2 separate regions of the Mus musculus genome follow, and region 2 is linked to region 1. Evidence: chromatin loops called from intact Hi-C (ENCODE). Cell type or tissue: left cerebral cortex. All regions are shown on one strand. Each heading gives the region's core, and the rest is flanking DNA. Links, peaks and the distances in the headings are about the cores only. Region 1 overlaps Sec23ip (Sec23 interacting protein). Region 2 overlaps Ate1 (arginyltransferase 1).

Evidence for each region. A loop is a pair of places that touch in the nucleus more often than their neighbours do. Peaks named below come from ENCODE experiments on the same cell type or tissue, not always from the same donor. Only the 100,000 strongest peaks of a DNase experiment are listed, where the experiment ranks them.
Region 2: it touches region 1 in a loop (5-fold over the local background); 2 of 42 quality-filtered maps call a loop at or near these places.

What each region holds. Positions count from the first base shown.
Region 1 is chr7:128,761,536-128,773,136 of GRCm38, forward strand. Sec23ip (Sec23 interacting protein) reads left to right here. Exons shown (of 19, transcript NM_001029982.2): 8 at 855-996; 9 at 2,406-2,614; 10 at 3,849-3,967; 11 at 4,591-4,743; 12 at 6,032-6,127; 13 at 10,630-10,827. Among named protein-coding and RNA genes, the nearest start is that of Sec23ip, 22 kb to the left of the region's middle. In left cerebral cortex, for the core only: a CTCF peak has its summit at 5,048 (motif pointing left); a DNase peak (open chromatin) is centred at 5,290.
Region 2 is chr7:130,486,834-130,498,434 of GRCm38, forward strand. The region is part of intron 7 of Ate1 (arginyltransferase 1); the gene reads right to left. Among named protein-coding and RNA genes, the nearest start is that of Ate1, 27 kb to the right of the region's middle. In left cerebral cortex, for the core only: no CTCF peak of the experiment used is centred there; DNase peaks (open chromatin) are centred at 6,715 and 7,703; H3K27ac peaks cover 502 bases.

The sequences.
Region 1 (11,601 bases), core at 2,315-7,314:
GACTCCAAGTCCAGTGCTGATAGAGGGCTCTGTAGTATTCACTTTTATGATGGTTCCTAGCTGTGTACTTGTGGCCAGGGGCTGTAAGTGGAGATTTCTGTGTTCAGTAGGAAGTATTAATCTGTGTTTGATCTGCTCTTATTGCATAAAATCCTGGATTCTGAAGAATTAGAAGGTATCATGGTAATAATTTCACCATTTTAGCCAACAGCCACCTGGCTGAGCCCCTGCAGCAGCATATAGCTCCTGTGTGCTGAGCTGCTGCATAGGGAGTCCTCCCAGAGGCTGTTTAAGGACCAGAGAATATTAAAGGCTTTTGTCTGAAATAACATCTGTGCTTTATCATCGGCCTCACAGATACACCTTTGTGTGGATGTGTCACTGTTCCCTCCAGTGTTAGGAGAGGAAAGGCCTTGGCTGAGTTAAGTGTACAGTTAAGTGAGTTAAGTTACAGTTGGTTGGTCCTGGAACCTGGTGCTGAGGAGGGAGTTTGAGGTAGTTAAACCAATTTTTTTTTAGGCCTTAAATACAATGAAAGTTAGCTGAGCAGTCAGGTGTTCATTTACTATTTTGTCATCATTTTTTAATCATACAGCTTTATCTTCTTAATAATGCCAGCCCGGCAGTGGTGGCACACACTTTTAATCCTAGCAATTTGGGAGGCAGAGGTAGGAAGATTTCTGAGTTTGAGGCCAGCCTGGTCTACAGAATGGATTCCAGGACAGCCAGGGCTACACAGAGAAACCCTGTCTCGAAAAACAAAACAAAACAACAGCAACAAAAAATGCCAGTAATTTTAGTTAATTAATTAGCTACAAAGCTAAGATAATTTACTCTTTAATTTTTTTTTTAAGTGGATGATTTTAGGGTGGTTTCTCTCAAGTTGCTGCAGACACACTTCAAGAAGTCTGTAGATGAAGGGAAAGTCAGCAGAGTGGAGTTCCTGCCAGTTCACTGGCACAGCGCCTTGGGTGGGCATGCCACGGGTGTTGACAGGTTTGTGGATTTTGATAACTTGTTTTTCTTTTCTTTTCTTTTTTTTTTTTTTAAAGATTTATTTATTATTATATGTAAGTACACTGTAGCTGTCTTCAGACACACCAGAAGAGGGAGTCAGATCTTGTTACGGATGGTTGTGAGCCACCATGTGGTTGCTGGGATTTGAACTCTGGACCTTCAGAAGAGCAGTCGGGTGCTCTTACCCACTGAGCCATCTCGCCAGCGATAACTTGTTTTTCATAGTAGCTAAAATTAGAGGCAAATTTAAATTATAATACAAAATGGCTTCTTCCAACATGAGCAAATCACAGCCTGTTACTATTTGGCTGTTCTCTGTGTGTATCTGTGTTTATTCCTATTGTAAATATTTAAGGATCTAGGAAATTTTAGACAGTTTGTTTTGGATGCTGGAAATTGAATTCAGATTCCCAGATGTGATGAGTACACCCTAGCTCTCTCCGAAGCTGGCTTTAAAACACCTGATCTGTTGTGGGTCAGGAGGGGCCTGCTGTGGGTCAGGAGGGGTCTGCTGAGAATGCTCTAGGATGCTCAGTAATATCATCCTTGTCTAGTTTACAGTCAGTCAGATCTTCTCCATGTGATAGCAAATGTGTTCAGATTATGGCAAATTCCCCCATGGGGTGAAAATTACCCCTCTTTGGGACTTACATTTTTAGTTTCTTGGTGGGCATACATAAAACTGTTAAACTGCAGGCCATTTATCAATGCCACTGAATGTTGACTGTATTTACTAGGCACTGTGGCAGAACTTCCCCCTTCAGTTTTGAACGCACCCATTTGAAAACCACAGGTCCAGACAGTATTTATGCTGCCACACAATGCTAATAGCATGTTCCTAGCTATTGACACTGTGATGTGATGGGGCCCGTGCTTTCATAAAGCTAACCCTGCAGACAGCGTTCTGGCCACATTGTGCTGTGCTGTGAGGTGCTTGCTTCCTCTCTGAATGCTCACAAGCTGCCCTTAGAGGATTTTTGTTTCTGGTAACTCCTTTCATATTCTAAGTGTGACGGCCTCTTGTCTCTGCCAGCCAGTTTTGCCAGGCATCCAGATTTTTAGTCAAAAGAAGAATGGGACAGTAGACTTGTCTATTTAAAGATGGACGTCTTCACTTCTGCTGTATTTTACGTCGCAGCCTATTGTAGAATTCTGAAATTCAGAGTGTAGTAGGCACAGATCACTTTATTATTTTATCTTAACCATTTATGACTTATTCTACCAACAGAATCAGCTCATAGCTAGCCTGTGACATCTACAGGTTGATTGTACGATTAATGTATAATCTATACCTTGTACACTTTTATTTTTAATAAATAAAATTTTAAACTGTTAATTCAGAGTTGAAAGTACATACTGACAGTAACTTTTTTTCCTTTTAAAAACAGGAACATCAAGAAAATTACCTTGCCAAGTATCGGTCGGTTCCGTCACTTTACCAATGAGACTCTGCTAGATGTTTTATTTTACAACAGCCCTACCTACTGCCAGGCAATTGTGGAAAAGGTGGAAGTGGAGATAAATCGGCTACATTCACTCTTTATGAGTCGGAACCCAAACTTCAAAGGAAAGGTCTCCGTTGCTGGTCACAGTTTAGGTAAAGCTGCCCCGCAGTCTCTGATGCACAGTTTGGGTTGTTCAGATGTGGAGCTTTGTGTCGTGTAAAAACTTGGAAAGCTCAGGTTTGTGAACAGAGGACAGTGTTTGCAGTTGAGACTGCCTTTGCTCTTCAAATCCAGTAGCAGAGGAAGGCTGTGCGTTTTTGTTGTTGCTGTTTTAAGATTTGTATTTTACTTATGTGTGTAGGTTTGAGTCTGGTGAATGTGTGCCGGGTGAATGTGGGTGCCCTTGGAGGTCAGAAGAGGATAGCTTGTCCCTGGAGCTGGAGTTGCAGGTGCTTGTAAAGTGTTGGATATGGGTGCTAGGAACCGAGCTTAGGCCTCTGGAAGAACAGGATGCACTCAGCCCCTGAGCCATCTCTCTAGCTGGTAGGCTGTGTGTGGGTTTTTTGTCATTAGATGAAATAGGAATATTGTTGCTCTTTAAAAAAATGTGTAGGTAAAGCTGTCCCATGTAATGTGAATTTGCTTCTTTGGTTTGTTCAGAAGTTTTTTGTGTTTTTCTGGCTGCAAAACTTGTGTATATAAGATTCACACGTGTACATGCATGGCCGTGTGTCCTAGGGCGTGCGCACCGACTTTGTGGAAGTCGAAGGGCAACTTGTAGGGTCAGTTTTCTTCCACCGTTACATTGTACCTTAGTTTGGTTCCTATTGCTTTGATAAACACTATGATTGAAAGCAGTGTGGGTAGAAGAGGGCTCATTTCAGTGTACAGTTATAGTCCATCATGAAGGGAAGTCAGGGCAGGACTTCCTGAGTACAGAAGAGCTTGGAACAGGAACTGAAGCAGGGGCCATGGAGGAATGCTTCTTACCGGCTTGTTCTCCCTGGCTTGCCAGTGCACTCAGCATTACCTGCCCAGAGATAGCACTGCCCGTGAAGGTGTGGGCCTTTCCGCATGGCTCCTTACCTGACTGGTAGGGGTGTTTTCTCAGCTGAGGGTTCCTGCTTGCTGATGACTCTAGCTCCTGGCTAGTTGACAGAAACCTAAGAGCCAACACATGGGCTCTGGAGAGGCAACTCAGGTTGCTAAGTCTGCATGGCAAATGCCTTTACTGGCTGTGCCATCCTTTGACTATGATTATGAGATTTTAATCAGTTTATCTTTGTATGACTTCTGTCAGAGACTGAAAAAAAGCAGAAGAATTTATTTAGTGCTGAAAAAATACTTGGGTTAACTTTGTTATAAAGCACAATATCTTTTTCTTAGGTTCTTTGATACTGTTTGACATATTGTCTAATCAAAGGGATATGTGTGTCTCTAAGTCTCCGGGATCTGTGGCTGTTTCTAATGGAGTTATAAAGCATTCACAGTTTCAGGAAAAGCTGGTAAGTTTGTAGTTACCCTGTTGACACTGAGAGGTAGAGCTGGAGCTGAGCTCTTCTCCCAAACCTGTACTGTTTCCTGTAACAGTTTCCAGTTGTCAGGACTCATGGAGGCTCAGCGGTACAGTGGAAGAACTGAATCACTCTCCAATACTTTTAACATGAAGGGGTATTATATTTTGTCAAATGCTTTTTCTGCATCTAAGGAGATGATTATGTGATTTTTTTTTTCTTTGAGTTTGTTTATGTAGTGGATTACATGAATAGATTTTCATATATTAAACCAATCTTACTCGCCTGTGATCCTGGCTGAGGTGGGAGGGTGATGGGTTCAAAGCCAGCCTGGGCAACACAGAAGATGCGATCTCTACAACTAGGAGTTTCCCATTCTTTTTCCTTATGGATTATAAAGTAAACGTGAAGGCTTAGGATTTCTAAAAGTAAATTGTTATAGGAAATGGGAACATGAATAATTTACTAAATGTATATATTTTAAAATCCAGGTGAAAGATGGCAGAGTGCTAAAACTAGTTCATTTGTAGAGCAAAATTATTTCATATTTTATGTAGAATTTTTGTGAGAATGTTGTGTGAACTTTGCATTGTCTTCTCCCCCTTTGTATTAAGATATCTGAAGAGTCAAAGCTGATGTCAGATGAATCATGTGACCTTGATGTTGAGGATGAAGAACCCCTAACTTTGCATGGAACCCTGGAAGCACTCAGCCTGTTTGACTACATTAGCACTTTTGAAAAGGAGAAGATTGATATGGAGTCTCTGGTATTGATAATAGCCTGATTTATTTTGTTTAAAGTTATTCTTCCTTTGTGTAAACTTGAAAATTGAAGAAAGATTTAAGCATTTTAATATCAAATTTTATTCCAAATAAGCCCAAAACTTAAACGTTTAAAAAAAAAATAGGAAAAAAAGGGGGCTGGGGCAAGAGAGATGGCTCTGTGGTTAAGAATACCTGCTGCTCTTGTAGAGGACTGGGGTTTGGTTTCTAGCATTCCACATTGTAGCTCATAATTATCTGTAATTCCAATTCCAGGATCAAGTGCCCTCTTCTGGTGGTTCGGGGCATCAGCACACACTTGGAACATGGACACATACACCCACATATCCACACACACACACCCAGGAGTCCATACATAAACATAAAAAAATAGCTTTTTTAAAATTGGAGGGGAAAGATGTGTGAAGCTTTTTTTTAGACAAAACCCAGTGCCATATGTGGACAAGAATTTCAATGTAGTGTACAGTATGACAATACCTAATGGCCAGAGATAGATTAGGAAAAGCACCTGGACACAGACAGAAGGGGCTTTTATAGTCAGAGCTTATACTGAACTAGTGATAAGCAGCAGGCACACAGGCAGTGCAAACAAGAGCATGACTTATAGGAAAGAATGTAGCAGGTGGCCTCAATGCCTTGGAACAAGTCCAGAATGCCTGGGAATGCTACAGGGATGTTCACTGAACACTGGTTTAGCACTGTGGGACCTTAGCAGCCACAGTGCAAACAGACAGGATGTTGGTGGATTCATTTGTGCAGCCCTGCTATAGAACTCTGCAGCAGGTGAATGACATATGACATATGGATCGTGATCTGTTAGCTTGAGGTCAACACACACACACACATTGAAGAGGATGTCATTATTGTATGCACCTGAGGGATTTCTGCAGAGGGCAGATTGTTAACAGTTGTCCCTGAAAGAATTGGATGGTTGGGACCAGAATGGACAGGAAAGATTTGAGGGGAGAGATTAATTTTATGTTTGACAGTATAGCTTCAGAATTTTGCATGACATAAACATGTTTTCTATTAGAAATAATAGAATTTTTAACGGAGAGGCTAATTAACATGTTTGTGTGGTGCCTGATACTGAAGTCAGGGCCTCACACGTGCTCTACAGGAAACTGAGACAGACGTGGGAAAGGTTTATTTATGGCTTAAAACAAAAGCCCAAGCTTCTTGCAGTTGATTCTTTTAATATTTTTGTGTCCCACTTTGAGCTCATCAGTTTCTAGATTGATTAATTCATGTGTTCTTCGCTTCCCTTTAAAGCTTATGTGCACAGTTGATGACCTGAAGGAGATGGGGATACCCCTCGGGCCTAGAAAGAAGATAGCCAATTTTGTAAAACTTAAAGCAGCCAAACTGGTAAGGTTCATTTCTACCCTCAAGATAAATTAACACATTTTGTAACCTGACCTTTGTGGTGTGTGTGTGTGTGTGTGTGTGTGTGTTCTAAGGCAAGGTTTTATGCTATAGCCCATGCTACCCTAGAACTCACTTCATAGCATGATCTTTTTGCTTCAGCCTCCTGAGCCTCTTGGAATTACAGGTGTGAGGCACTGTGCCTGGCTCCCATTTTTATTTTAGAAGCTTGCAATACCGTTTGGTTAGGCAACTATTTTATACAATAACGGAAGCCCAGACTCCAGAATCAGCTGGGCTGGATTGTATTTGCATGCACTAGCCGAATAACTTGGTGTTCCTGGGACAGAGGACTTTTCATTTTTATTAATTTATGTAAAAAATCTTTAAGAGATTTATTTTATGTGTATGGGAGTTTTGTCTGCGTGTGTGTATACATGTACACTGTATGCATGCCTGATGTTCATAGAGGTCAGAAGAGGGTGTCGAGGCCTTGGAACTGGAATTACAGATGGTTGTGAATGACCGTGTGGTTCCTGGGAATTAAACCAGAAAGTTCTGCAAGAACAAGTGTTCTTCTTTATTGCTAATCCCCATCTCTAGCTTTCCCTTTAAAACTGATATTTGATGATTTCCAGGTGCCAAAACTTGTGAGATTCTTGATGAATTAATGAGAGGCCCTAATTCGAAGGGAAGCTACTTATTAATAGCACATTCATGAGCACTGACTTGATTTCTTTGATCCTTGATTTTTTTTTCCCATCACTAAAATGTGGCCCACATGCTGGCAAGATTGCTAAGCAAATAAAGGCATCTGTCAGCAAGCCTTACTTCCTGAGTTTGATGTCACAAGCTCTTCTCTGACCTCCGTGTGCATGCTGTGGCCTGCGCATAGCCAGTGCTCTTTCTCACAGTGCACACACACAGATGATGAGGTGGAAAATAGGAGCAGGTAAGATGGTTAGAACGAGTATGAGAGAATGTACATGACCTGGTGTTAGCCCGCCATGTTACAGTTTAGCACACGGTCTTCTATTTGAGATGGTCCCATGTGTCCTCGGCTGGCCTGGGACTCACTGTGTAGCTGAGGAGGACCTTGGCTTCTGACCTTCCTGAAGTCACCTTGCCAGTGCTGGGATTCCGATCATGTCTGTCTGACCATGCCTGGTTTAATGCATTTCTGGGGATCAAACCTAGGGCTCTGTGCGTGCTAGACAAGTAGTCTGCCACCTGAGTTACATTCTATAGTTTTTAAAAAATTAAAATTTAAAATATATTTCATAAGTCACATAAAATTTCATAAACTTGTATTTTCTGTAATGAGTAAACTTTTAAATATGCTCTATTCTGCTTTTATTTATTTTTTATTTATTTTATTTATATTATTTATATTATATGAGTACATTGTCGCTATTTCCAAACACATCAGAAGAGGGCATTGGATCCCATTACAGATGGTTGTATTTCACCATGTGGTTGCTGGGAATTGAACTCAGGACCTCTGGAAGAGCAGCCAGTGCTCTTAACTACTGAGCCATCTCTCCAATCTCTCTTTTCTGCTTTTAAAAATGATTATTTTCTGTCTTTTGCTGGGCCTTGCAAATTTTAAAGTTGAGACTAATTATCAGCTATCTTGTTTCCCCCTGTACATTAAATTACATTTAAAAAAATAATTTATTTAGTGTATATGAATACACTGTAGCTATCTTCAGGCACACCAGATGAGGGCACTACAAATGGTTGTGAGCCACCATGTGGTTGCTGGGAATTAAACTCAGGACTTCTGGAAGAGCAGTCAGTGCTCTTAACTGCTGAGCCATCTCTCCAGCCTTGAATTGCATTTTTACTTTGATATCAGTAAGTCCCATGGTTCAGTATCTGAAGGAACATGGCTAGAGAACCTGCGCAGGCCAGGGGAGTAACACCAGAGTTCAGTTGGTACAGTTCTCATAGCAAGAGGGCAGAGCTCGAGGCTGCGGGGAGAAATGTCAAAAGCAGTGATTGGAGTTTTTCAGTTGCCAAGAAAGATGATAGTGGTGTGAATTTGGGATGGAAAGAGAACTACTCAAGACGTTTTAAAGAAAGCAGACTGTGTTTGAGTAAGTGTTGAGAAACGCTACTAGACTATGAGGTGTCTTTCCCTTTCCCTGTGTGGTAAATATAAGTCATTCTCGAATTCCAGTTCACAGACAGCTTCCTCCTCTTACCTGGGTTACCTAGAGAGAGGGTAATCTCCACTCGCAGTCTTATCCAGAAGACAGAATGATCTACTAGTGCTCTGATGAGCATGTTGGCCCAACACAGACCGTTTGAGGAGTATGCTGTGGTGCTTCTGTGCGTAGGCCCAGTTGGTTCTCCACACACAGCAGTGAGGCCAGGCCCAGGGCAAGACAGACGAGGGCTGAGGAGTGAAGTCTTCAGAGTCTTTGCTTCAGAGTCTTTTGACATTTCTCCCCGCAGCCTCGAGCTCTGCCCTCTTGCTATAAGAACTGTACCAACTGAACTCTGGTGTTACTCCCCTGGCCTGCGCAGGTTCTCTAGCCACGTTCCTCAGCTTTTTTCTGCAATAAAAGATTAAAAAGTAGAAAAGTTCTTTGAAAAACTCTCAGAACATGGATAATGATCTATAGTACAATCTCACTTTTTAAATTCAAATGTAACTGCTTTCAGATGAACCATGAGACTTTGCCAGGCACTCTTTGCATTGATTGGTTGGCATTGTTCACAGGTGAATTGTTAACAGATGAAGATAATACTGTTTTAGTGGCTTTCTATCACTGAAAAAAATGGGACTAAAAGTAGCCAATGTGGTTTTTTTTTTTTTTTTTTTTTTTTTGCAAGGATATCAAATATTCATGGTCTGGGTTCTTTCTCCTCTGTAAACCGTCTTTGTCATTTTCATTTGATAAAGAGTGGTTTGCAGGATTGGGGATATTACCAGAGCATGATTTCTTTCTTTTAAAATTTGATGTGCATTGGTGTTTTTTGTCCAAATGTGTCTCTGTGAGGTTGTCAGATCACCTGGAAATGGAATTACACAGTTCTAAGCTGCCATGTAGGTACTGAGAATTGAACCTGAGTTCTCTGGAAGAGCAGCGAGTGCTCTTTAACCAATGAGCCATCTCTTCAGCCCCAGTGCATGATTTCTTTAGGTAGCTCATTTAGAATATTGAACTCTCTGAATGGAGTAAAAGGTAATGCTGAGCGAGAAAGTAAATAGTAGCTGGAAGGATTCGTAGAGGTTTTGATTTTAGGTTTCAGATTGTGCTACAGACAAAGGGTGAGATAATGAGGCTGTCCAGCATCCCAGTGGTGGAATGAGCTGCCGTGCTGCTGACCGAGCTGTCTTTGACGTTATTGTCCTCCATGTTAACTGGTTGGACTGCTTTCCTATTTTGTTAGTATTTTGGAGTTAATCAATAGAAAAGAACATCTGGTCAGCTGTTTAATGTAGCTGCTGTTAAACAGAGACTAACCTAACCCTTCCCAGCCTAGGGAGCAAGGGGCTCTGACGTGGATAGAGGTCCACTTTGATAAGTGTGCACCTTGTGACACGAGGTGCAGTCAGGGAGTATTTACCAACCACTGCAAACAGGCTTGTCTTACCAGCATTAGCATCTTTTTATATATTTGCCCCATAGTTTTTGCTGTTTGCTTTGTGGAAATACTTAGCTCTTGAAGTGTTGTGGGCCCAGCTAAGCACCTAAAGAAAGAAACAGAGTGTCTGTCTGTCTTTCTCTCTCTCTCTCTCTCTAAGTCTGCCACTGCTTCATGCTGGCTCTTCCCTCTCAGTGAGTGCCTTGGGAGTAAAGTTGTTACAAAACTGTTTTTGCCTAGATCATGTAGGTAGAGTCAGTAGAGAATTTAGTTTTGTGTTCACCCTCCTATACTTAATTTTGAGATTTATGTTAGATTGAATATTAGCTGTTTTACTGTACTTTGTCTTTTGTAATCTTTATTTTTCTAAGAATTGTACAGTTTATTATAGCTATCACAGCATGTCTTTCCTGATGATAGTATGTGTCTCTAAAAAAGTGTACTTTTTCTGAGAGTCTGGAGAGTTTGTTCAGCAGCTAACGGAACTTGCTGCTCTTGTAGAAGGAGGTAGGCTAGGTTCTCGGCACCTGCATGGTGGCTGCAACTTGCCTTCACTCCAGCTCCAAGGGATGCAGTGCCCTTTCAGGCCTTTGTGGTAACCAACATACACTCGGCACCCATTCCTACAGCAGTGTATGTACAGATACAGATAAGTAAAAGTGACCTGGCTGTCCTAGAACTCAGAAATCCACCTGCCTCTGTCTCCCAAGTGTGTGATGAAGGGTGTTCGCCACTATGCCCAACTCAAAAAAATAAATATTTTTTAAAAGTACCTTTTCCTAGTAATCCCATTATTACTACTATGCCGAAATCAGTAAGAATTCCTTAGTTGCATGGCAGTGTATCTTGTGATAGCTAAGAACTGACTTTTCCTCAGGATCATCTTATACTGTTGTGGTGTTTCATAGGAGCAGAAAAAAGCAGCAGCAGAAAAGAAGGCAGCGCTGGCTGCTTTGACAAAAGGACAAGACGAGAGTGCTCCAAAAACTAAGGAAATGGCTTCTCCATCTTCAGAATCAAACGAGTCCAAGAGGAAGCTCTCAGTTGGGGCTTACGTGTCTTCTGTACGGGTTGATTATGAATCTTTTGAAGTTGGCACAGGACAGGTGAGTTTCTTAATGAGGCTTTTTTCCATCTTAGGTTGGAAATGCACATTTATCATTTGGTCTGCTTCTGTGTTTGGAAATAGCTATATAGAATGCATTTGGAGCTGCACACAGAAAACTGGTCTTAGTAAACATTTTATGCTCTTTGGTAATGCTCACGAGATGGCATGTATTCAGAGCATGCTATGTAAGCTCTGTAACTGTCTTTAGTCTTTCCATTGTTAGTAATTTATAGCACCAAGTCTCATAACTGGTAACAGCCCAAAGGGCTGGAGTTATAAAGTCATGGTCAGAACATGCACATTTCTTTGAGGAATTGGCGTTCTCTACCACTACTTGTAGTTTGTGTGTGAGGAGTTCCTATAAAGAGTGAACAAGCCATTGACAACACTACGTTTAATAAAATTATCCAGTATACTTGTATTCAGTTGACTAGAGTATGGAAACACTCTGGGATGATGTCACTTACAGTATATTTACTGTTGTTCACATGGGACTTGTTAGTCTAAGAGTTGATTGTATTAAAAAGCACAGCTTGGAACTTGGTGCTTGATCTGGCCTCTTCACGCTTTTAAGTCCAGCTCCTTCCTAAGATTCTATTTTTTAGGGCTGGAGAGGTGACTCAGTGGGAAAGGTGCTTGTCATGGAAGCAGGAAGAGCTTCGTTCAACTGTCCAGACCCTGTGTAAAGATGGCTGTGGTGGGGCACTTCTGGAATCCCAGTGCTCCTAAGGGGAACAAAGAGGTGGAGACAGGAGAACCCCTAGAAAGTTAT
Region 2 (11,601 bases), core at 3,782-8,781, 1.7 Mb after region 1:
AGACTCGGGTGACAAATTATAGCTCAGAACCTGCTCAGCACAGTGCAAGCAGCTTGTAAATAAAATACCAGGTTTCTATGTCTTTTACTCGAGAACTAAATGGGAGAGGCAGAAACTCCCAATAAAATAGCATCAACAGTTATGGTCTATATTCAAAATTCAACATACAATGCATCATTTCCAATTTAAAAATCCTTTAAACTTCTAAACAAAGGGAGGTAGGGAGGGAGAGAGGGAAGGAAAGGAAGGAAGTTTACATCAACATTTGTTTTTCCTAGCAATTGGTTCACCTTGCTTGGGAAGAGGCACTCTGATTTCTAGCCCTGGTACCCACTACCCTCACCATCACCGGTCGGCTGCCTCCCACCACCTTCTAACAGCTCTAGAGAGGCAAACAATGCCTACCCTGATGTCCTAAATAGTACTCCAAGTACTGAAAGAAAGATGAAATTTCAAGGCCTGTAAGTCATATAAAGTACTCAGAAATTGCTGGTTGTTTGTGAGCCTAGAGGCTGCCTGGGGCTGAGAAAAGAGAAAACCAAACCTGGGTATGCCTCGTAGTTAAAACATTCCTGGGAACATCTTGACCACAAGATAAAGGGGGCTGTGAAGACATAGCAGGGCTATATTATCTGAGTCAACACCATCTGGCCGGAATCTCCCCTCTGTCTATTGCCCCTTGGTAAAAGTCACACATCAACTGGTTGCTATGTGAACAAAGATAAGCCCCCAGCCCACAGGAACAAAGTCCTGATGCACTGTAATCTTTCTGTTAATGTTTGAATAAGCCAATAGTGTGTCGCTGTGCTGAATTCCACACCCCTAAGCCCCTTACCCCATAAAACCCCCTAGCTTTCGAGCCTCGTGGCCGGCATCAGTTATCTCCTGTGTGGGATACATGTCGGTCCGGAGCTCTGTAATTAAACGTCCTCATGTAATTACAGCAAGTTGGGTCTTCATGTTTCTTTGGGTGCTCTCACACTCCCGAGACTAGAGTAGGGGTCCCCGAAAGGGGGTCTTACAATACAAAGTGCCCTCCAAAGTATGTTACATTTAAGAAATTCCCTCTTGTACTGAGACGTGCTACTTGTTTTAAAGGAGGAAAAGAAAGAATAGAGAAGTACACACTTCTAATTTTGTCAGAAATACAGTCAAATTATGATCAACTATTTTATCTTTGTACTAAAAATTTTCAAAGATAAATCTTTTAATGTTCTTGAAATGCTGTTTAATATGCAACCACAGTTTAAACTCTGGTGTTTTAAAGAATATACTGAACATTAAAATGCAATTTTATAAAGCTAAACTGCATTAAAACCTTTTTTGCGTCATGCACAATGGTGCACGCCTTTAATCCCAGCTCTTGAAAAGCGGAGGCAGGTGGGTCTCTTGTGGGTTTGAGGCCAGCCTGGTCTACAGAAAGTGTTTCAAGACAGCAAGAGCTACATAGTGACACCCTGTCTCAAAAAAGCCAAATTAATTTTAAAAAGCAGTAAGCTGTCTCCATCCAAGTACAATTCCAGTCCTGTAAGTGTTCAGATCAACTACCTAGCATCTCCTCGTTTAACGAGAAAGCATCTCGACTGCTCACAGTGCTTGACCTCTTCCTTACTACAGTTTCTATGTCTCCACTATAGAGAATCTTAGAAAGTCTTTATTTAGAATTGTATCATGATTAATCTGAATCAACTGCAAGGTAAATTTCTCAGCTCTCTCAGGAATTTGGAAGTCTTAAATCAGCCACCACTCTACATTGTGTCGAGTCACACTTTAGACTCCTTTCTAACGCCCTACAATTTATATTCACACTATCTTAAGCTGGTTGTTGTCGGGCAGGATAGAATTTTTATGCTATGGATGTGGCTCTCATGAATGTACAAGTCTTAGAAAATTAATTCAACAAAGGAACAAAGTTTTCTACTATACTGCAAAAAAAAGAAAAAAAAAAAAAAGTTAAGCCTTTGGGAGCAAGCTAAAGACACAGTGTCTTTTAAAAGTCTCTCAAGAGAAAGAGGGTCAGATTTGTACATAATAGAGAGTCAAAACAAAGGTCTGAAAACAACTGGTTGTTTATTATGAGAAGAAGTGGGTCTGAAGAGAGGGCTCAGTGGTTAAAAGCTTCAAAACTGTCTATAACTCCAATTCCAGGGGATCTGGTACCCTCACAGTAACGCACATAAAACACAATTAGATAATAATATTTTTTTATTATTTAAAAAATAATAAAAATGTAAAGACTCCCTAAATTCATGTTACAGATATCTCTAATCAATATGTTAAAGATTAATAATATATACTACATTCTGACCAGAACTCTGCACAAAACAAACCTCAATGAACCTTAAGTGACGACAATGAAAATCTTTATATTATAATGCATTAAATACTGGTGGAACTGGGATCTCGTTGGCTTTATATCTATATGCTCATCTGACTCACTTAAATCACTGTGCCTCTGGTTTGGTTGGTTTGGTTTTTTTCAAAACAGGGTTTCTTTGTGTAGCCTGGCTGTCCTGGACCTCAATTTGTAAAAAGACTGGCCACAAACTCAGAGACCTCCTGCCTCTGCCTTCTGAGTGCTAGGATTAAATGCATGTACTATCCCAGCCCAGCCCTTTTTTCTTTTGAATCTGTAAACCAATTTCAGTCAAACCACTGTCCCAAGCTGCTGCCCCATAAATGCCAGACACCAGGTCCATTTCAGTGATTCCAGGTCTAAGTAAATTGATAAATTCTCCCAGCCACAGCTGCCTTTTCTCACCTTTGCCTTACCTCAATTACAAGCAATCCTGATAGTCTAAAGACTCTGGACTCCCATGTTTAAAAAAATCTTGACTTTCATTTAATATAGTGTTTGTAAAGTTACATCATAAGAAACTTGTGCTTGCTTTATATTTCATGTAAGCTCTATCAACACTGCACAGAACCAATTCTCCACAAAACTTTAAGAAACACTGGTCCATGCCAACTAACTCAAATTATTGGAGGTCGGAAAGATGGCTCAGTGGTTAACAGCACTTGTTGCTCCTCCAGATGACCTGGGTTCAATTCCTAGAACCCATATGATGGCTCACAACCACCTCTAACTCCAGCTCCAGGAGATCTGATGCCTTCTTGTGACCCCTATAGATGTCAAGCATGAATGTGATACACACATATACATGCAAGCAGAATAACCATACACATAAATTTAAAAAGAAATAAAAAGTTCCTTTCTGGAGCAAGTGAGGTTGTTCTGCTGGTAAAGGAACCTAGGCTACCATGAAGTCTACAATCCCAGTTTGATCCAAATGGAAACAGAGTTAACTGCAGCCAGGTGTCCTCTAACCTCTAGGCAAAAACACATAAAATAAATTAAAACTTAAATAAATTATAACTTAAAAATTTGTTTTAATGAGTTCTGCTTTCGGGGCTGGAGAGATAGCTTAGCGGTTAAGAGAGCCGACTGCTCTTCCGGAGGTCCTGAGTTCAAATCCCAGCAACCACATGGTGGTGGCTCACAACCATCTGTAATGAGATCTGACGCTCTTCTGGTTTCTGAAGACAGCTACAGTATACTTACATATAATAATAAATAAATGTTTAAAAAAATGAGTTCTGCTTTCTACCCAATTCTTCAAGAGAATCCTGGCATTAATAACACTTGGGATTCACAAATGGGCCAACAACCACAGGATGCTGCCTTTTGAAATGCCTCTTGAAAGATTCTCATTATCTGTGCAAAATAATTAAAATTACTCTACAGTAGTTAACCTCTGAGTGGTAGTATACTGATCAAAGAAAACAGACCTTTCAGCATGCAACTGTTCTATCATTTATGCTGAACGGTGACTATAGGAGAATTCACATATATGAAAATCAATATACTGTATAGCTAAGATTTAGGTTATCTTTAAAAGGAAATCTTCCACCCCTAAATTCTCTAAATATGTCCTAGAGAGGCTTCAAAAATATTCAGTAAAACCACAGGTTCAGTGAGAGATCCTATCTCAAAGCATATGGTGGAGTGTGAATGAAGATAGTCTCTACACACACATGCACAATCACACACAGAATTCAAGCCAACCTTGAAAAATAAGATACCTTCCCCACAAGTCAGAATAATATAAATTGAGGATAAGCAGAAAATACCACAAAACCCACAAATCAAAATTAGCATTTGATGTTATTTATTTTCTTAATGACTGACAGTCTGACTGGAGTAAGATGAATCTCAATATAGCTTTGATTTGTACCTCTCTGATGGATAGTTAGGTTGGAACGTTTTTCATGTTTATTGGCCATTTGTATTTCTTTTTTCACAAACTGCTAGCTCCTTAGTCCATGTTTTGATTAAGTTGTCTGTTTCTCTATTGTTTAGAATTTTTTGTATATTCGAGATATTAATTCTGTCAGATGAATATCTCCCTTTCGATGGGCTTCCTCTTCATTCAATTAACTACTTCCTTTGTTGTACAGAGCTTTTTATCATGAGGTCCAATTTGTCAATTGTTGGCCTTATTTCCCAGGCAACTAGGATCCTATTCAGAAAGCCCTTTCCCATGACTGTATCTTAAAGTGTTTTCTCTAATAGTTTCTTTTTTTTTAATTTAAACAACTTTTTATTAGATATTTTCTTCATTTACAATTCAAATGCTATCCCGAAAGTCCCTTATACCCTCCCCAGCGCCCTGCTCCCCAACCTACCCACTCCCACTTCCTGGCCCTGGCATTCCCTGTATTGAGGCATATAATCTTTGCAAGACCAAGGGCCTCTCCTCCCAATGATGGCTGATTAGGCCATCTTCTGCTACTCTCTAATAGTTTCTAATCTACATGTCTCTATTTCTCTAACAGTTTCTCTAGTAGTTTCAGAGTTACGGGTCTTATTATCAATCTCTGATCCATTTGGAGTTGTTTGCTGTGAAGGGTGTGAGACAACAATCTAATCTCATGCATTTTTTTAACAAAGTTGTCATTTCTCCAGCATGTATTTTTATGTCTTTATTAAAAAATGAGATTATTTTAGCTTGTGTGGTTGTATGTGACCTTCTGTTCTGTTCTGCAGATCAGCTTAACCTATTGCTTATGTACAGATGGGGGGCGGGGGGGAAGAACGCCACCATGTGGTTGCTGGGATTTGAACTCAGGACCTCTGAAAGAGCAGTCAGTGCTCTTAAGTGCTGAGCCATCTCTTCAGTCCCAGCTTAACCTATTTTTGCACCACTATCATACTGTTTGGTTACTATGCCTCTGTAATATAACTTGAAATCATCAATATTCTTTTGTCTCAGGACTGCTTTGGCTATCTTCATGCCTCCAAATGAATTTGAAGATTTTTTTCCCTATTTCTATGAAAAACAATGCTGGAATTTTGATAGTGATGCTATCACTGCCACAATTTGAATTCTTCCAACCTATGAACACAGGAAGTCTTTCTGACTCACAGACTTCTTCAGATTCTTTCATCTACATTGTGAAACTTTCATTGCAGTGGTCTTTCTATGCTGGTAGGAATAAAAACTAGTCCAGTCTCTGTGGAAATTAATACAGACTTTTCTCAAACTAGTGATACAGAGGTAGGCATGGTAGCATATGCCTTAATCACAGCCCTCAGAACACAAGAGGTAGGCAGATCTCAGAGTTTGATACTAGCCTAGTCTACACAGCAAGTTCCAGGACAGCCAGGGCTACATAGAAAAATCCTGTCTTTAAAAAAAAAAAAAACAAAAACAACAACAACAAAAAAAAAAAACACTGCCAACAAAACCCTACAAGAAATACATTTACCACCGGGCGTGGTGGCGCACGCCTTTAATCCCAGCACTTGGGAGGCAGAGGCAGGCGGATTTCTGAGTTCGAGGCCAGCTTGGTCTACAAAGTGAGCTCCAGGACAGCCAGGGCTATACAGAGAAACCCTGTCTCGAAAAAAACAAAAAAAAAAAAAAAAAAAAAAAAAAAAAGAAATACATTTCCCATATTTATGTAAAGGAATCCAAGAAGCATACAGCTGATACTTGTGTATCAGCATCTATTCCAACACTAAAGTTCATTTTTATTTTTATTTCTTAGCTAGAATGTGCAAGACTGTGCTTTATTCATTGAGGTATCTTTCTACCATAGTGACAGAAACATACAAGAAATTAAAATGTTCATATAACTTGGTGAATAAAAGAATTACATTCCTCTATAACCGAGGGGAAATGAATATTGGAAATGTTTTGTTTTGTTTTGTTTGTTTTGTTTTGTTGGTTTTTCGAGACAGGGTTTCTCTGTGTAGCCCTGGCTGTCCTGGAACTCAATCTGTAGACCAGGCTGGCCTCGAACTCAGAAATCCGCCTGCCTCTGCCTCCCAAGTGCTGGGATTAAAGGCGTGTGCCACCACTGCCCAGCTTAGGAAATGTTGTAAATGTAAATTTTTTGAGCTATTTCAGAATGACTGTTACATAAGAGCTCAGAAATAGGATGCACCAATATTTATAAACCAACACAAATATAGATTCTCTTTTTGGACATACTTCAAGGCAGAATTATACTCTGGATAAGTATTATTCTTGACTTTCATAATTACCAACTAGAAGAAAATCAACTTTTAAATCATGCAAGCAGTTACCTAAATTATTTGGCATACCAAATTCCTGCAGCACGAACACAAACCTTCCTTGTTTAGATCAGATATCAGTAGGAAGGCCTGCTCACTTGGCAAGCTCCTTAGAGTGAATGGGAAAGCAGGCCTGAAGAGAAAGCCTAAAGACACATGGCACTCATAGCAAGATCACTCCTATCACACGAGCTATGCGCCCACTAAAATGTGTGGAACTCACTGTAGGTAAATTTCTCAACACTCAGAAAATTAAAAGCAGCTTTTACTTATTATAGGAAGACAACTGTCAAGAACTCTAGACATCATTCAAATTTTCCTTTTTCTTCCTGAGACATTTACAACTTGGCAACAACTGAATTTCTCTCCAACTGTTTCTTAAAAAACTGTCAATTCTAAAACTCGTTCACTAGACAAAGCTCCCTGGCCTCTGTGTTACAGTAACAATGCTGGGTGCTGTGCCTTTCAGCTCTGTCAAAACATTTTTCTAAATTGGGATAACAAGCAAAAGTACATGAATGATTGACCCTATATTTATTTATTTACCAAAAGAACTAGCCCAAGTCTAAGCAAGTTCTACCATCAGATGAAACCTAGAGAGACCTATTCTTCCTTCTTCTCCAGCTCTAAGGGAAGAAAAGAAATGCACATACCAAGCTCTTCACATTTCCTGTGGTGTAACAGGATGAGTCAAAACAGCATAAAAATTTCTTATGTGTTGATGAATTTTATTTTCCCTCTTTTGGAAAAAAGATAATACTAAAGTTCAAAACTAGGGCTGGGAGTTTAGCCCAGCTAAAGTATATGAGACCCTGGGTTCAACCCTCAACATTGAAGGAAAAAAAAAAGAGAGAGAGTAATAAAATAAAACATGTGACCTTCAATTCAAATGAATATGCTAATGTATGTGGAAACACAAAGCAACAAGAAAATACTTTTATTTGCCAATGCTGACTGAACGGAGCAGGAGTCTCATTTGTTTGCTCCTGACCTTCCTGAGAAAGCCAGTGAGCTCTGGTCAGAGGAGTAAGCAGCAGAGCAGGCTGTTTGTCAGAAACAGCAGCGGAGAAAAACTCAATGGCTGCCAGATTGCAAACCTCTCAGGAAAAATCAGTGGTGTGGATATGTGCGCCCTCCTGACAGTAATGCACGCCATCAGCAAGCCACACCTGGGTCAGACGCCCTTACAAGGAGGATCTTAGCTTTCCTCCTCACATAGACAGTGTTGGATTCCCTCCTCCACGCTGCACAAATAGAAAACTTAACAGCAAAAACAACGGAAGGATTGGGAACTCTCTTAAAGCCACACAGGAAACAAGTGGAGGGCTATGGTTTAAGGCAGAAAAGTGAGCAGTTTATACCTCACCCTTGGTTCTCCTCAGCCCATCAATATTCTGATCCTAACAGATGGAATTAAACTGTTATTGCCTCATATCACCAACCCAAACAATTTACTACTGGACACATTTGATCTCAGACAATATGGTTTATCGTGAATTAGTGTCAGGAGCTGGAAAGGTTAAGAGCACTGGTTGTTCTTGCAAAGGACTCGGGTTCAATTTCCAATACCCACATGGTGGTTCACAGCCATGCATAACTGCAATCTCAGGAGATCTGATGCCCTCTTCTGACCTCTATAAGCACCAATGGTGTATACGCATACATGCAGGCTGGCAAACACCTAAAATAAGCAAATCTAAAAAAGCAGAGCTGACTCCCCAAAGCTAAAAGCTGTTCTCTGAACTCCACATAAGCATCACAGCACATGCTCTACAATCAATCAATCCCTCTCATAAATGAATAAATGGAATAAACTTTCAGAAAGAGCGGCCATCCTTTCACACCAAACAGTCATCTCACAGCTTTCATTTCGCTCCACTCCTTAACTTTCAGGAACAACAGAAGTGTGCACAGCCTGCTTGCAGTAGTTACTATGCTTGTACTTAGTAAGTTAAACCTAACTAGTATTCAGGCATAGCACTGCTCCAAAACTTCAGGTACTCAACCAAAGACCAAACAAACCCCTGAAGAAAACAATGTGACAGTGAACTTGAAGAAACAAAGAAGTGTCTGGGGTCTAGAGAGATGGTTCCTTGGTTAGGAGCATGGACTGCACTTGCAAGACCTGAGGTCATTGTCTCAAAACCCACTTTAGATGGCTCACAGCTGCCAGTAACTCCAGCTCCAGGGTGTCTGAAACCTCTGGCCTCAGCCACACTGTGCTCGAATATCCACACAAAGGCACATCTACATAATTTAAAACAGAGTAAATATTTTAAGTTGTTTTATTTGCCAAAACATCTCTCAAGCATCTTTTTCCACTTTCTAGATTACTAACAACAAATTTGGTGGCCTGGTTTTCCAGCTAATGACCAGTATTTCTAAACCATGTTTATATCTACCTTTTCTAAAATAAGCCCTGCTAACCTGCAAACTACCACTTCATTATGCTTGTTTAATGACTATCTCTGACCATTCCCAGTCTTACTCAGCCAAAGGAAGCTTCACAAAAGCAAGGGATCTCCGTCTGACTCTTCGCTGAGTTGCTACCTGCACTAATGCCTTGGAGACAGTGCCTTACTAGGAGGTACACAACACATGTCTTAACAAATATTATCAAAAAATTAAAAAAGAAATTTGAATACTTGACAAACTAATACAAGAACTGAAAGCAAGAAGGCTTAAGAGGTGACACAGAGCAGTAACTTTGTGGGAGCACTGGGAAACTGAACTACAGCAGGAGCAAAAGAATACTCCTAAAGACATGAAAGTCACTGTCAACAGGCAGGTCCTGCCAAGCGTTCTGTTTGAGCACAGACAAGAACAAAGTACACTGTGGGAGGACAGTCATTTTAAATTTTCAGAGATCACAGAATGCTTTAATTATTTGGAAAATTTGTTTAGTTCAATACTTCATTCATTGATGCTGGTTATTCTATATTAATTATTTAGGCCATCTTCAACCCTCCAACATAACAGCCCCATGGTTTTACGTAAAAAGTTCTAACTTCTACATGCTGCCCTGCACTAACCATCTGCAGTTCTTTAGATAAATTCTTTAATTCTCTATTATATGCAAGAAAAGTTCAGCTACATATAATTATGAAGAACTTATCTCTAATGTTATACATGACGCTGACTTGTGATCTAAGACAACTTTTAGGAAATTTTAAACAACAGAAATTGTAAGAACAAATAAATGTTCCCTGAACTAGCTTGAACTCACTTTGTATCTCCCCTCAAAATACTAATAACATTATGCTGGAAATTCAAGAATACCTTTGCAACAATGAATTTAAGTAAATGTAATTCATTTCTTAAATGTTAGAAGTAAAAAGCCTTTGGCAATTTAAGTATTATCAATAGCAAATTCTTACAGTTTATGATGGGCTACACTATACTATTGAGTCCTGACTTTGGAACCGCTCATAAAAAGTATTTTTTATTATTATTAAATTAACTAAGACTTCCACTGTATTGAAGTTAACTCAGGTTTTAATTTTTTTGTTTGTTTGTTTTTGGTTTCTGGAGGCAGGTTTTCTCTGTGTAGCCCTGGCTGTCCTGGAACTCACTCTGTAGACCAGTCTGGCCTCGAACTCAGAAATCCGCCTGCCTCTGCCTCCCGAGTGCTGGGATTAAAGGTGTGCACCACCACGCCCAGCTTAATTTTTTTGTTTAGAGGTCATGGGTATACTTCAAAGGTAGAGGACATGCGTAGCCTGAGACTCTAGGTTCAATCTCCTCTATCTTCCCCAAATTCAAACCACTCAGATCCTGCCATCATAATTCAGCTTACTATAAACTAGAGTACAGTATCTATACAAGCAGTATGTGACAATGTGTGATTTGTCTCTGCACAACTGACAGATGTTCAGTCTTTGATACGTTAAATACAATAGAGTAGAACTAGTAAGGGACTCCGAAGCTGGAAGCTCTTCTGAGTTAGGTGGCATTAAGAGCTTTAAGTCATTCACACATGATAAATCGCTTGTACTTGCACTTTACTTCCTCAGAGCAAATCATATCTAGCAAACACGAACAGTGTTTTTCATACTCCTGGGGCTGAAATACCAAGCTACACATCACACAGGAAGAACACTAAGCAAAGGGACAGCAAAGGTGTTTCAGGTCTGGTGGCTCGAGTAAGACAGCAAATCAACACTCCACCAGATCCTTTCCTGTCTGATGGTCAGAAAGAACCCAGAGGGACCTCTTCCCCTTTGGCACACGGGCTGCCCAATCATGAGTACTTGACTATAAATAATTTTCCCATAATTATTCCCAGAAGTGGAGGTCTACTTACACCCTGGCCTGTCATAGGGAGGTCAACAAGTTAAGTTTTAAAATGATCTCTTGGTGAAAGCAAACCAGCCTCTAATACCAATCACTACAAATTTCAAATTCAAACAAGACTACATCACAAATCAAAAGCAGAAACACATTCACAAGCGTTAAATCACCAGAGCTTCTTTACAGATACTGCAGTTTCTAAATGGCGGCAAGAGAAACGAGACTTCCAGAACTGACGGTGCTAAAGGAGAGCCCACCACTTTTAAAATGTCTTAACTATAAAGTAGAAATTCAAACTCCAGATATACCTTTTAAAGTCAAAGATAAAACTTCAAAATAAAAACTGAAACCCCATGCTGTAGTTTGCCTAGAAACCACAAGAATTTTTAACATTTAAAGAAAGTCTTTAACCTAAAACTGCTCTTAAAAAATCACGTGTTCATTTTTAAAGCCCTTTAAAAGATTAAAAAAAAAAAAAAAAAAAAGTAAACCAAAAAGTACGATGTGATGGTGCGCACCTTTAACCCTAGCACTGAGGCACAGGGAGGTAAATCCCAGTGAGTGCAAGGCCAGCCTAGCTGTCTGTAGGGCATGTTCAGCTCTAGCCACGGCTGTATAATGAGGCTCTGTCTCAAATATTTTAATAAAAACAGAAAAGAACGAGGTGAGTTATTATGCATTTACAGTTGAATGAGGAAAAACTGTCCTGGAGGCTGGAGAAATGACTCGGC